Linked DNA regions of Homo sapiens: region 2 is linked to region 1. Evidence: chromatin loops called from intact Hi-C (ENCODE). Cell type or tissue: endothelial cell of umbilical vein. All regions are shown on one strand. Each heading gives the region's core, and the rest is flanking DNA. Links, peaks and the distances in the headings are about the cores only.

What was found. Peaks named below come from ENCODE experiments on the same cell type or tissue, not always from the same donor. Only the 100,000 strongest peaks of a DNase experiment are listed, where the experiment ranks them.
Region 2: a loop joins it to region 1, with 4 times the contacts of the local background. A loop is called at or near these places in 3 of 110 quality-filtered maps.

What each region holds. Positions count from the first base shown.
Region 1 is chr5:17,186,009-17,193,911 of GRCh38, forward strand. All of the region lies in intron 1 of BASP1-AS1 (BASP1 antisense RNA 1), which reads right to left. Among named protein-coding and RNA genes, the nearest start is that of BASP1-AS1, 27 kb to the right of the region's middle. RefSeq lists a silencer at 4,272-4,566. In endothelial cell of umbilical vein, for the core only: CTCF peaks have their summits at 3,601 (motif pointing left) and 3,802; DNase peaks (open chromatin) are centred at 2,783, 3,593 and 4,493; H3K27ac peaks cover 301 bases.
Region 2 is chr5:16,913,517-16,921,419 of GRCh38, forward strand. The region is part of intron 1 of MYO10 (myosin X); the gene reads right to left. Among named protein-coding and RNA genes, the nearest start is that of MYO10, 19 kb to the right of the region's middle. In endothelial cell of umbilical vein, for the core only: no CTCF peak of the experiment used is centred there; a DNase peak (open chromatin) is centred at 3,185; H3K27ac peaks cover 1,395 bases.

The sequences.
Region 1 (7,903 bases), core at 2,133-4,632:
GAAAAATAGGCAGAAAGCAGTGATTCTGACATTAGTCACATGGCTGCCATACATGACCTACTTTACCTGAGAACCAAAAATATAGTTTTAGGTTCTTCCACGTTACAGTTCCTACATGTCTTGCTGCTTGTGGGGAACTCCTTGCCTGGCTTCTTCAAATAAGCAGAATGTACAACCATGCTTAGAGCAGGCTGCTCTCTATTTCAGATTTTCCAGGGGAAAAGAGGAATGTACATTAGGCAGATTATTTTACCTCCCTAGTCATGCCAGGGTAAGCTTCCTAGACCAACTAATTCTCCTTCAAGGTCTGGCAGCTCCCAGCTCCCAGCTGCCAGGGGGCCAGGCAGAGCTCCTTCCTCCTCCACTATCTGTGGCCCCAAAGATTCCCCTTCCACCAGGGCCGGCGACCAACTGACCACAGGCTGAGTGCTCCAGGCCCTGGCAGCTCAGAGGACGGGGAAACAGCAGCACACTTGCGGCCCCCTGGAGTCTGTCCCATCTGCCCTACCATCCTGTCATCTCCAAGGATCACCCAAGCTCTGGCCAGGCTGGTAATCTGTCTCCTTTGCATGCCCTTGCTCCCTGCTGCTCTGTGGGGCTTTCCCATGGACTCCTGACTCCTCTTTTACTCTCATGGCAACCCTTTCCATTGGGCTGTCTGGGATTCCTGTTCTTCAGTGGATACTTCCTTCTGTGTCCTCAGTCTCAGAGAATGCGCACCCTAGCTGAAGTTCTGCTCTCTCCAGAGTATCCCGGCTTCCCCCTTTTCACATTTCATCTACTGGGTTGGGGACCCATTTACGCCAATACTCCATGATCACTTGCAATCTATGACTCTTCCTCCTTTTGGAAAATACCCCTGCTCTGTAGAGTCCTTGATATTTAAGATGTGTGTGTGTGTATGTGTGTGTGTGCACGTGTGCGTGCACGTGTGCTCGTGTGTGTGCGCATATATAGCGTTAAGTGCTCCGGCTTCAATATCCAATGATGTGGGTTCTAATTTCGGTTTTGTACTCACTAGTCTGTGAGACTTTGGTCAAGTTACTTTTTTGAAGGCTTGTTAACTCTTCTATAAAATGTGGACGGCAGTACTTCTATAGCATGGGGTTGTTGTGAGGATTACATGAGAAGATCCATATGAAGTGTCTAGCACATTTCTGGTGTAACTCAGTCGACGTTAACTATGATCACATTTGGGCTGCTCACTTGCCTTTTCAAATCCCCCACCATTTGAAAAATGTCAGTGTTCTTTGGCACCACACAACCTGCTCCTGACAGTTCCCAGCTTCCTTAACTCTGGGGCATGCATTTCTACCACAGGCCTGCCCCACTTTCTGGCAACAACCTCCTAATCTATCTGCTCCTTCTCCCTGCCTGGGTCACCTCCTTCCTGTCTACCATGTCCTTGTCTCCCCGTAGCACTAGCCTAGGACCCTCCAACCTCAGCCAGATAGTCTACTTTCACTGAGACCTACACAGTTTGTGGTGTGTACCTGACTCATCTTGTGTGACTGTCATGTTTATTCTGTGGTTATATTTTTCATAATTCTTCCATTATAAGGATCCATATGGGGCTGAACCACTTCCTATACCCCACCCGCATTCCCACAAGCTGGATCGCATGTGAAGAATCTGATAATCTCTCTCTCATCTGGAGATTTGGTCTTAGTTCAGTAATGCCCCTGATCCAGGGAGTTAGTTGTCTAGGACACAGACTTGGCAGGGAGGTGAGGTGGCACTTTTCAGTGGCCATGACTCTGTAGCTGGGAAGCAAGGAAGCCACAGGGTGGTCTTGATCATGTGAACCAAGCCCGTGAGCTTGGAGGAGGGGTGGCACAGGGCCTGTGAGCGGTGGACACGCTCAGCCATGTTTCTGTGCTTCTGAGTTTTAGGCTTGTTAAATTTTCTTGATGTTCTTTGATTTCCCTTTCTCCTTTCTTTAGTAGCTTTGGAAATTCCAGTCTGTTTCACTTCTGCTGAAACACAGCAAGGATAAGGGAATTTTCCCTGGTGTGGCTCCATCTTTAAGATGACACTTAACTTTGGGAGGCAGAATGCCAGGGGCAGAGGGAGTCCGACCGAGGGCTCTCTATGGTGATCCCCCACCTGTGGCACACAGAGGATGCCCAAGTCAGCGAGCTGAGACCTTCCTGTCCCAGGGACGTGTAGAGCCAGGGAATTTGGGGGAGAAGATTTGGCTTGGCTTGTGCCTTATCTTTCCCATCATTCTGAGAGGTGAAGTGGCTCTTTCTCAGAATGGAATGGAGAGGAAGGAAGATTCTTGTGGTTACTGGAGAATTAGAACATGACAAGGTACTCGCTCCATTTTGTTTGAGATTTTATGAATTCTCAAAATATCAGAGGCATTTCTATCAAAAAAAAGAGAAAGGTCCCCAAAAGGCAACTCTTGAGTGACCACCATTTTGGAGGATTTATTCATTCTTGTCTTGTAGGTGGGTAATAAAGAATAAAATATAATTGTATAATACTTTAAAAAGACTATACAGGCAGTTGGGAGTCCGTCCACCAGGCTCTGCTCACTCGCTGAAAGGCAACGTGATTTACTATAAGATGCTTAACTTTGCTGTATATTTCCTGAGGTTTAAAATAAGATCTGTACTTATCTTTTCCTTTAAACTGACATGAATAAGGGAACATTTATGTCAAATAATTTGAGCAACTCAAAGGAGCAAAGTGCTTTAAAAATGCCAACTGGACTGTGAAGTTTTTAGGTATTTGAGGAGATCTACAAAATGGACTGGAAAAAATGGGCATGTCTCCAGAAATCACCAACAGCTGTGCGTTTAAAGATAACTAAAAATAATATTTCATATTGAGAAATTGGAATATCGGGGTTGAGTAGACCGGAAAATAGGGAAGAAAAGGAGAAGACACAGAAAAAAAAAGCCTTAAAACTTCGTGCTTCAGCAGTTGAACCTCTCTTGATTATCATTCCCAGAATTCCATTCTACTTTTTCCATTTTTTTTTTTTTTTTGAGATGGAGTTTTGCTCTGTTGTGCAGGCTGGAGTGCAGTGGCACGATCTTGGCTCACTGCCACCTCCGTCTCCTGGGTTCAAGTGATTCTCCTGTCTCAGGCTCTGAGTAGCTGGGATTACAGGCGCCCGCCACCACACCCAGCTAATTTCTGTATTTTTAGTAGAGACGGGGTTTTGCCATGTTGCCCAGGCTGGTCTCGAACTCCTGACCTCAGGTGATCCACCCACCTTGGCCTTCCAAAGTGCTGGGATTACAGGCGTGAACCTCCGTGCCCGGCCTACTTTTTCCAGATTTGGTCATGAGTTTCCTAGGGCTGCCATAATGAAGGACTACAAACTGGGTGACCTAAAACAAGAGATCTATTTTCTCCAATTCTGGAGAACAGGAGTCTGAAATCAAGGTGTGGGCAGGCCTGGTTTCTTCCGGAGCTCCTTCCATCTCTCCCAGCTGCTAACAGTCCTTGGTGTTCCTTGGCTAGTGGACGCATCACCCCCCTCTCTCCCTCTGTCGTCCCACCGCGTTCTGTCTCTGCATCTCAGTGTTCAAATCTCCTCTCCTTATAAAGACAGCAGTCACATTGGATGAGCGCCACCTAGTGGCCGAAGTTTAACTTGAGGACAACTGCAAAGACCCTCCTTCCAATAATGTCACATTGGCATGTAAAGAGGGGTTAGGACTTCAACATATTTTTTCGGAGAAGACATACAATTCAACCCAAAACACTGACCAAAACTTCACTTTCCCTGGGCGACCCCAGCATGGCAAGTTCTCTGCGTGAATAAGGCAGTGGTTGTTTAACAGGCGTGCCAGGAGGCTCAGGGAGCAGGAGCTACAGGGACCTGCATTGTATTCTAAGCGACATGAGGGCGCCTTGCTGTAGTTTCTTTCCTGGGTCTTATCATGCCTCTCCTAGCTCTCAGTTGCTCTTCAGCTTGCAATCCAAGACATGTATTTGTAGTTTAATGAACAAATCATATACTTAAAAAAATGGGTTAGTTTAATCTTAAAAAATCAAAGGCTTTAAAAAAGGGATCACAATGTATGTTTCTAGCCTCTTGCATTCACCTTTACCTTTCCTCCTCCATCTGCTACAGTCACAAGGAGAGCATCCACTTGACCTGTAGTCAGGGAGCACTGCTAAAGGTTGTATCTTCACTCAGCTGCAGTCAGCTTGTGACCGCAGATGCGTTATGAAATTAAATGTCCTCCTATTTTAAAGCTTCTACGAGTCATTAAAATTTTTTTGTTTATGGATATCATCAGGAGTGGTAGGGTGGGAGGAGGATAAGGGAAAGAGAAGAGGATGTTTTCAGCTGAGCAGAGGAAGCAAAGTTTGACATTTACAAGACCCGCATGTTATCTCTGGCCTGACCGTCTTGGTTCACATTCTTGTGTGGGTTCAAGTTTCCTGAGCACATGCATATTGACCTTAGTAAGAGGCCAACTCTGGATTGCCACGAGTCAGCTAACTCCTGCTGCCAGAAAATGGATTTTTTTTCTTCAGCAAGAAGTGCCTTGTGCAATTTTTCCTAATCAGGTCTGAAAAATAGTGACCTCTCATTTTGCAAAAACAGTTCACTATTGACAATATTAATAAAAACACGTGAGTTTACATAAATTAAGGGTTTTGGGTCTATTTCTGTGTGCTTTGACTGCAGTGCCTCCTAGTGGACACTTTTATGCTATACAAGTTTCTCATGGTTGATTAGTACTCACAGAAATGTTAAGAATGCATTTGAACAAACTCATTGTTTTCTACAGTAGGTTCCTCTTTTGTTTCTTGTTAGGTTTTAATTTTTCCCCAGCTAAGGTTCACTTCAATACATGACCAAATTGTGTCTATGTACAATCCTCTGATTGTTCAGAGGAAATTTTCTACACCCCCCTTTTCCTCATCTTAGGAGAGAATTTAAAGAGAATAAAATGCGCGCATGAGTAAGTTGCCATAAGAGCTTTTAAACTGTGGTTGGTAACATGATATATGTATCTGGAAAACTAGAATGCTAAAAATACCGCAATAATGAGGCTTTAAAACTAAGATGATTATGACTTAAACATTTAAAAGCAGGGTAGGAATATGAACTCATTCAGCAAGAGTTTGACATCTATTCCATTCTAGAGGGCTTGTGGCAAGTATGTGGGGAGGAATGGCCAATCCCCAGATAAAGGCCACCTGCTTGTTGCTTTCCTGCCTGTGACTTTATCCCCAGATGATTCAGAGAAGATAGGCTCTCCAGCCGCCCGCATGTTCCCTCTCACTGTGGATGTAATTGGGGTTCAGGTGAAAGTCCTCACCTCACTTCCTGGTGTTGTAGCTTCAGGAGTCTGCAGGGTGGCAAAGTCAAGTGATTCGAGCCAGGATTGTCTTACGTGGGGCCCAGCTTTGGAGGGTTCTGAAAGCTCCTTGAAAGTGACTGTAAAGCTATGACAGAGATTCCCAGACTTCGAGATTTTACAAAGAAGCCAAGGAATAAAGAAAGCTTTTAATGGGGGATTAAAGAAAGATGCCCAATTTAAAAAACAACAAACTTTTTTCCCTGTAATAGCGTTAAAAATAAACTACTAACGGGCTGGGTGCAGTGGCTCATGCCTGTAATCCTGGCACTTTGGGAGGCCGAGGCGGGTGGATCACCTGAGGTCAGTAGTTTGAGACTAGCCTGGCCAACATGCCAAAACCCCGCCTCTACTAAAAGTACAAAAATTAGCTGGGCGTGGTGGTGCACAGCTGTAATTCCAGCTATTCAGGAGGCTGAGGCAGGAGAATCGCTTGAACCCAGGAGGCAGAGGTTGCAATGAGCCGGGATTGCGCCACTGCACTCCAGCCTGGGCGATGGAGCAAGACTCCGTCTGAAAAAAAAAAAAAAAAGGAATAATGAAACAGCTACCATCAGCTACCATCACCTACCATCACTGGTTCATAAAAGAAAGAATGCTTTAACACAAAAGACAAGACATAATTTTAAAAGCAAGGACATTTCTTCCCAGGAGAAAATATTTTATGTAAAAGGTATAATGTGAATATGCATGTATATACACATACACACGCACATCTGTCCTTACTTTTCTTTCATTTCACCACGAAGCAAAGAATAGTTTCTTGTGAACTGGCAGTTGTCTGTGGACTGGCATTTGGGGACTGATATGAGAACTTTGTCCCTGAACTTTGACGTTCTCTGGTGTGACTTGGAGAGTGCCTCCACTAAGTTATTTCTTTGAAATCAGGACTCAGGACTACATTGTTGCTTTAGGAGAGCTTTTGCCCTCTTGAGTTACAGAACTCGTTCCCTGCTGGCCTCGGTTTGTGGTAGAGAACACGTGAGAAGGTCAGAGCTGAGAGGCTCTTGGGAACCACAGGACCCAAGGGGTCTGCTGGTTAATCCTCCTAATTTTGTGCAGAACAGTACATGATTATTCCAGACAGATGGGAATGTGCCCGTATGTTCAGAACCTCAGAGGAAGGATTCCAAAGCCTCCCTAGACATTGCATTCTAATGCTCAGGAATGCTCACTCTCACAGAGGAAATTTATAGACCCTTAGATAGCCATTTAGAGCCAGAACGGGTCTAACATGACTTGGTTTGAATTTCCTTATATTACAAAGTTGATAATCAGCCTTGATGACACAAAGGACATGCAGGGGTTCACTCAAGTTGTTTCTGGAGAGACCGACACTACTCTATCTGACCCACGCAGCCTAACACTGCAGCCTTACACAGGGAACCTAACACTGCAGCCTCGCACAGGGATGCACATCTCAGATGATGGGCGGGCCGGGTTCAGGTCTCCTGATGTAAATCACACTTAACCCACTCCCTGAGATGATACAGTGATTCATCTCGCACCTAATCCCACTCCCTTGAAATACAGGGATGCATAATTTCCCACCTAACCCCACCCCCTGAGATGCAGTGCTAACTGGTGAATATCCCCCCTGCCCCACATTTGAGCTGAGGAAAAGTCAACATTTCCTTTCCTGAGCGCCTTCACCTGATGGGCTTGGATCCATTATTTTATTTTCCAAGCTTTCTTTTAATCATGCTTGAACTTTTAATCCTTTATTTAAAGGCCTTATCTTTTTTTTTTTTTTTTTTTTTTTTTTTTGAGATGGAGTCTCGCTCTGTCTCGACCAGGCTGGAGTGCAGTGGTGTGATCTCAGTTCACTGCAGCCTCCGCCTCCCGGGTTCAAGAAATTCTCCTGCCTCAGCTTTCCGAGTAGCTGAGATTACAGGCGTGCGCCACCACAACCAGCTAATTTTTGTATTTTTAGTAGAAATGGGGTTTTACCAAGTTGACCAGGCTGGTCTCGAACTCCTGACCTCAGGTGATCCGCCCGCCTCAGCTCCCAAAGTGCTGGGATTACAGGCATGAGCCACTATGCCTGGCCTAAGGCCTTATCTTAATATTTAATTGTTTGATGTTTTTTCAAGCATAATTCCATTTTCATGTGTCATTCCAAATATGCACAATATTCTAATGCCCAGTTGATACTGAGCATTTACACAATACATGCATTATCCTACTCTGTGTGTTAAAAGTCTACACGTCACATCGTCTTACTTGTATGTATTTACTGTGTACCTTTCAATTTGCTTTGTTTTGTCTTCTAACCTTTGAATTGTTTTATATCTGGGCTATTTAACTTAGTTTGTTGGTTTTGGATAATGTCTTTATAGTGGGTTAAGTGACACCCTCTCAAAAGATACGTCCAGATCCTAACCCCTGGAACATATGGATGGTACTTTATTTGGAAGAAGGCTCTTTGCAGATATAATTAAGGATCTTGAGATGAGGAAATCACCATGGGTTATCCTGGCGGGCCCTAAATCCAATGACAAGTGTCTTTATGGGAGACACGCATAGGAGAGACAAGCCAAGGAGAGGGTGATATGAAGACACGGCAGAGA
Region 2 (7,903 bases), core at 2,126-4,625, 270 kb before region 1:
AAGTCACTTTTGCAAAACTGCATCTGCCACTGTGGAGGTGGCCAGTGCCCAGAGTGCCAGGGAAGGCTGGCAGTGGAAGACAGGCTACTGACCTGCCTGCTTACAGAAACACAGCCAACCCCAGGCAGTGGACAAAGCAAGCGTAGGTGTGCAATGTGGGGTTTGGGTGTGGCTAGGAGCCTGCAACATCTTGAGTCAGAACAAGAGAGACAAGTGAGAACCAGGATACGTAAGTATGAGCTGAAGTTCAGAAATAAGGCCAGCAAAATTCTGAGCTCCAAGAACAACAGGCCAGGCAAAGACTAGACCACCATGTGGCAAGAGAGGGAGGAGGTTAGGATACAGTTGCTCGAGACAAAAAGACAAGAAGGAGAGGGAGCCAAGAGGCACCAGGAGGAGGAATGACCTGGATCACGTGGGATACTACACTCAGCCCCTTTTATGGGATTTCAGTTAAGACAAGAAACAATACAACACAGCTAACCTGGGCTCCTCCCTGGAAACACACCTGAAGATACCAACTTCAGTGGTGGGGCAGGAAAAGCAAAGGAACATGAGCAAGTCTGTCCGATCCTGACCAAATGATAAAGACCTTAATGTTCCAGCATGGTACTGCAAGCTGGGCCAAGGGTTCAAGGTGGCATTTCTTCCTACAGTACCTACGGGAAGCTGGGTAGAGACCAGGGTGTTTTATAGGAAGTGCGGGCGGCTTGGCTGAGTGCCCACTGCCAGAGCCAGCTCTGCCGATCCCAACAGCTGGCCATGCCGCCTTCCTTCGCTGCCATTCCACATGATTCCTGCCTGTGACAAACTTCCCAAGGACCTTCAGGAGCTTCTGCTGGAATACACTAAGAAGCCTGCAAGCCCATTCTTATAAGAACCTAACATGCGTTATCAGTATCAGATAGCGGTCAGCAGAACAGATCAATATGCCCCATGACCTCACTGGGATCAGTGATATCTGACAGAACCTACGTGGCCCACCTATGCCACTGTTAATTCTGCAGACCTGTTCTTTCTGCTGAGTCTACTACTTTTGTTTTGCCTATTTGTAAATACTAATTTTTCTAGCCCCAGATATGTCTTTCCTACATTTAAGGGAGTCCTAGACAAAACATGCCTTCCACTGGGTACCCCAGACATGAAAATAACCTTGAGATTTAATCACTGCCTAGTATGGGATCGTATCGCACTAGAAAAAGTCCAAATATTTTATAAGGTCACTGCCAGTCCTTGGAACCGGCAAGCCACCTGGCCGTGAGAGCAGTGATAAGCTCTTGAGACATCAACTTGTAAGAGAAGAAATGAACACACAAGCTCTGGGGGAGCCAAGAAACTTGGGATCCCATCTGGCTGTGGGACTTTGCAAGGGTGGAACTTTCGCAGCTGATTAGAAATTAATATTGTAATATACATACATCACAAGATTAAAAGTATAACCTTAAATAAACGGAAATTTCCCAGAAATGCCAAAGTCACCAGCAGCAAAGAAAAAGGCTCTGGATTCATGAACAAGCTCTTCAAAGCTGGGCAAGGGACTTACATCTTGGGGTGAAGATTCTGTCTACAAAATGAAGAGGTGAGAATAGATGATCGCTAATGGCCAACTGCAAAATAATATTGATCACACAAATAAAATCCAACAACCAGGCCCTTTACACTGAACTAAGGTATATAGTGCAAGACAAAAAGAGTACTTTCTGAAGTCAGAGTCCCACCAGGGAACACAACTGGGTTCCAAGCCATAGGTAGTTCATCTCTACATGAGATTAACAACAGTTCCTAAGATGCAGAGGATTCAATGAGATCCAGGATATCTGTATATAAATGGCTCAGCACAGCAAATGGCACCAAATAAGTTCCTCACAGATGTCCTCTATGATTATCGTTATTTTTAAGGGTTTATAGATAAATCTGAGGGACCCTCCAAGGTGCATCAGTCAATCAGTCGTACTTCCTTGGTGTCCTCCGCATCCCCCTCCACAGCATCATGGTCTCAGTAATGGCAGGGGATGGGAACCCTCCTAGCTACCAGTACAACCACAGCAATGGCAGGCCAATCAGAGGTCAAGTGGCAGAGGTGAAGGCACGCTGAATTCCATCAACAGTGGTCTTCAACAAGCAGTCATCTCTGATGCAAAGAAATCACTCACCATTGGCTGGGCGCAGTGGCTCACGCCTACAATCCCAGCACTTTGGTAGGCCAAGGCGGGCGGATCACCTAAGGTCAGGAGTTCGAGACCAGCCTGGCCAACATGGCAAAACCCAGTCTCCAATAAAAATATAAAAAATTAGCCGGGTGTGGTGGCATGCACCTGTAGTCCCAGCTACTCAGGAGGCTGAGGCACGAGAATTGCTTGAACCCAGGAGGCAGAGGTTGCAGTGAGCTGAAATTGCGCCACTGCACTCCAGCCTGGGCGACAGAGCGAGACTCTACGTCAAAAAGAAAAAAAAAAAAAAAATCACTCACCATACATTTCTTATCCTGAATCTGAATTAACAGAGCTGGTGAGTAAATATTCAAAGCATGTCGCTTACCAGTTGAATCGCTTGGTCCCGAGTGTTAAGCCTCAGCCTTGGTAAAGATGTCATCGCTGAAGTCTCATTACCGACCCATCAAGCCCAGATTTCCACCATGAACCATCTCCAGAGACCTTCGTTCCGCCACGTCAGGGTCAGCTAATGCTCAGCAAATTATCCACTTAGTAAATTCATTTCACCGTCAACAGATAGTGGTGCAGACTCGTGTTCTAACAAATTAAATATCCCATTCGGAGTTCTGAGGAGTCTTTTTAAGTTATTCCCAATCAATAAGAAAAGCACACATGACACTAAAGCTCCTCTAGAAAGATGGCTCATTTCTCTTCCAATGTCAAAAAGCCATGAAGTAAAAAAAAAAAAAAAAAAAAAAATCAGATTACATTAAATTACTTGCTTTTTTTCTCCTCTTGCTAGGAAGGGAAAAGAGGAGAGGAGAAGCATGGAAAGAACTCACTCCTAAATCACAGATTAAATCCAGGAAGTTTAAGATGATCCAATTTCATTTCCCTCCTGCCTGAAGATTTGATGAGAGCAGCAAGGGTGTGAACCTATAAGCAGCCTTCCATTTATTTTCAGCAAATAAAAAAGTTTTGCCTGCTGATTCAACTGCCCTCACCAAGCTTTTAGAGTGATTCATCACTGTGGCTGGCAAGAAAACAATAGGCTTGATGAAAATTAAGAAGAAAAACCACACACTTACTCATCAAAATTGGGAGAAACGGAAAAGAAAAAAGATATGAATTCACTGGTAAAGGTTCACGTACCCCATTCAAAGAGGCTGCCTCTTGCATTATCAGGGTTGGTAACAAAAATGTTGGTAATTAACTAAAATAATTAGATGACACGAAGAGGTCCAAAGAATATAGTGTAGATTGCTAACGTCAGCCCCTTCAATCTTTCTTTCATCTCAGAAATATACAAATCAGGTCCGTATTGTCTGTTCCTTCGCTTCTTAGGATCAGTGGAAACTCAAAGTTGAGAAGGCCTAGAAATAAAAATGGCTTAATATCCCAACTATTAACCAATGCTGCAGAAATCAATGTTGGAATAAATAAAACAAACATATAACTATAGATCTAGATATTTAATATAACCAAGTTGTACTAAATATAATGCCGGTATTAAAATTAATAAAAATCAGATTAATGCATCATTCACACACACCCCGAAGAGTACACTATGGAAATTACTTTAGGAATAATGATTTTATTTAGAAAATGCAGCATATTAAAATAAAATACAAGAGGGAAGATTCTTGTAAGTCAATCTTTTATATCAGGTTTTCTTACCCTTAACACTATTGACCTATTAGACTGGATCAATCTTCATTGTGGGGGCTGCCCTCTGCAATTGAGGATGTTTAGCAGCATCCTCAGCTTCTACCCACTAGACACCAGTAGTCACCTCCCATCAGTGTTAACAACCAGAAATGTCTCCTGATACTTCTAAATATCCCCGGTGAGGCAAAAGTGCCTCCAGTTGAGAACTACCATTCTATGCAAACCAGTAACTCTAGCAGGACATGGTGGGTCATGCCTGTATTCCCAGCACTTTGGGAGGCTGAGAGGGGAGGAGAGGATCACTGGAACCCAGAAGCTCAAGACCAGCCAGGGCAACACAGGGAGACCCATCTCTACAAAAAAAAAAAGGAAAAAAAAAAGAAAAAATCAGATGGGCATGGTGGCACACATCTGTAGTCCCAGCTACTCAAAAGGCCGAACGGGGGAGAATCTCTTGAGCCCAGGAGGTCCGGGGTATAGTGAGCTGTGATTGCATCACTGCACTCCGGCCTAGGCAAAAAAGCAAGACCCTGGGTCCAAAAAAAAAGTAATTCTAACCTATGTATCCATCCCTTGATAACTTCCAGGCTACATACTTTACAACAAAGAATATTTCTGCTGATCTAACCATGCTAGCCACTTTCTTTTTAAACTACAGAATACGTATTCCATAGGAATAAAAAATATTAGCAGCTGCCAAGTAGCACCACCTTAACTAAATCACAGCCTTCAAAAGCTGGTTTAAATGTAAACCATCCATTACCTTTTAAAGTCTCACACTACTAGGAGAGTCAATTTCCAAAATAGTTTCTTAAAATTGTTATCATTAAACTTGAAAGAAACAGTTTCAAGTTTAATGGGTAAGGAAGATGTGAAGAGTCCAAAAGCCCAAAGCTGTGACTAGACAGCTGCGTGTCACTTCCATCTACAAGGCAGATAGAAGCATCAGCTCAGCAGCTCAGCAGATTACAAGCAAGATTTACAAACTGCATATGGATTCCAAAGCAAATACACTTTCCCTCAATATTGCTTCATGGAAGCTAGAGTTTACCAGAAATAGACGAAACTCCAAAAAAATAACTGATGAAATTCAGTGTGGCCTTGGCATTCCACACGGATGCTCCCTGGAAACACAAAATTTCACTGAAACTATTTTTCTTTTCTTTTTTTTTTTTTTTTTTTGAGACAGAGTTTCGCTCTTGTTGCCCAGACTGGAATGTAATGGCACAATCTCAGCTCACTGCAAACTCCGCCTCCTGGGTTCAAGCGATTCTCCTGCCTCAGCCTCCCGAATATGGGATCACAGGCATGCACCATCACGCCTGGCTAATTTTTGTATTTTAAGTAGAGACAGGGTTTCTCCATGTTGGTCAGGCTGGTCTCAAACTCCCGACCTCAGGTGATCCGCCTGCCTCAGCCTCCCAAAGTACTGGGATTACATGCGTGAGCCACCGCGCCTGGCCCACTGAAAGTATTTTTCGAGCCCTCACTCGGAACAGGGATCACTTACTTACGCCAATCACTCGGGATGAGTGTGCAGTTGCTGTCATCACAAAAAGAAGCAGAAGGTCTATGTTTCTGCTTTTGCTTGGCTATAGGAAAATTTCTATTCCTTGTTCCAGTCACTGGCAGAAATCAGCTAATTCCTTTTGGACTTGTATTACCTGACTGTTCTGCTCTGTATGGAGAAGCAAATATGCATTCCTGAAGATTTCCACACAGTCTCTATTCTTCCGACTTCAAAAGCCTACCAGAACGGCCAGGAGTGATAGCTCACACCTGTAATCCCAGCACTTTGAGAGGCCAAGGCAGGCGGGATCACTTGAGGTCAGGAGTTCAAGACCAGACTGGCCAACATGGTGAAACCCTGTCTCTACTAAAAACACAAAAATTAGCTGGTCGTGGTGGCAGGCGCCTGTAATTCGAGCTATTCAGGAGGCTGAGGCATGAGAATCTCTTGAACCCAGGAGACGGAGGTTGCAGTGAGCAGAGATCATGCCACTGCACTCCAGCCTGGGCAACGGAACAAGACTCCATCTCAAAAACAAAACAAACAAATAAACAAAAATCTACCAGAACAACTGCCTTCCCCTCCAAATGAGTTCATGGAGCTAGAGCTCTCTGGCCTCCTATCCTGGCTCTATCATTTCCCAGCTGTGTGAACTTGAGCAGACTACCTCCCTTCTCTAAGACTCTGTGTTCTCATACATAAAATAAAGATGTAAACAATACAATCACTTAGGACTACCAAGCAGATTAAATGAATTAATACATGTAAAAAGCTCAGCACAGTCCTAGCCCATGGTAAGTGTCCAATAAACCTTCACAAGTTAAATAATGGAATAAATAAACACACAGGCCGGGCGCAGTGGTTCACGCCTGTAATCTCAGCACTTTGGGAGGCCAAGGCAGGTGGATCACCTGAGGTCAGGAGTTTGAGACCAGCCTGGCCAACATGGAGAAACCCTATCTCTACTAAAAACACAAAAATTAGGCCGGGTGTGGTGGCTCACACCTGTAATCCCAGCACTTTGGGTGGCTAAGGTGGGTGGATCACGAGGTCAAGAGATCAAGACCATCCTGGCCAACATGGTGAAACCCCGTCTCTACTAAAAATACAAAAATTATCTGGACATGGTGACACATGCCTGTAGTCCCAGCTACTCGGGAGGCTGAGGCAGGAGAATCACTTGAACCCAGGAGGCGGAGACTGCGGTAAGCTGACATTGTGCCACTGCACTCCAGCCTGGCAACAGAGCGACATTCAGTCTCAAAAAAGAAAAAAAATTAGCTGGGCTTGGTGGCACATGCCTGTAAACCCAGCTGCTTGGGAGTCTGAGGCAGGAGAATCACTTGAACCCGGGAGGCAGAGACTGCAGTGAACCGACATTGCGCCACTGCACTCCAGCCTGAGTGACAGAGCATGACTCCATCTCAAAAAAGCAAATAAGATAAACAAAATAAATAAAAGTGTTCCTGAACAATGCAATATTACTTAATAATAAAAAAGGAACAAAACCGGCACGTGTACCAACATGGATGGGCGGCAAAGGCACTGAGTGAAGAAAGTCCGTCTCAAAAGAATATGTACTGATCGATTCCATTTATACAATACTCTCAAATAACAAAACTATAGAGAAGGAGAAAAAAGAAGTAGGTGCTGGGGGTTAGAGGGAGGGAGGCTGGGGTGCCACCAAAGGTGAGCCCAAGGGACTGTCATGGAACAGTTCTATATTGTGACTGCTGGTGGTTGTACAAGTCTACACATGTGATAACACTGTTCAGAATCACACACACATAAAAAATGCATGTATGCAAAACTGGTGAAACATGAATAAGGCCTGTAGACTGCAGGAATGTCAATTTCCTGATTTTGACACTGTATTTTGTTATGTAAGATGCCACCACCAGGGAATGGCAGGTACACAGAAAGGGCCTCTCTGTACTATTTGGGTGACTTCTGAATCTAGACTTCTTTTTAAAATGGATACCAGAATAGGCCGGGTGCGGTGGCTCACGCCTGTAATCCCAGCACTTTGGGAGGCTGAGGTGGGCGAATCACTTGAAGTCAGGAGTTCCAGACCAGCCTGACCAACATGGTGAAAGCCCATCTCTACTAAAATACAAAAATTAGTTGGGGCGTGGTGGTGGGCGCCTGTAATCCCAGCTACTCGGCAGGCTGAGGCAGGAGAATTGCTTGAACCTGAGAGGTGGAAGTTGCAGTGAGCCAAGATCGCACCACTGCACTCCAGCCTAGGTGACAGAGCGATACTCCATCTCAAAAAATAACATAAGATAAAATAAAATAAAATAAAATAAACGTATACCAGAATAACACCATCCAAGATATATGTGGGAGAAGGCAGCAGATGTAATTTACCTTGACATAACTTGACATGCCCTCAAAGCTTTGCGAGAGAATACGACCTTTTTCCTAGTGGAGAACAACTGTCAGTTTAATTACTCAGTATAATAAATATTTCTCTAACACTCTAGGGAAAGGAACTAAAAAAGCACTTAGGGGGTGAGGGGTCTGAGAACGGGGACCAATGAAAGCCTTAGCGCAGTGGTTCCAGCTGGCC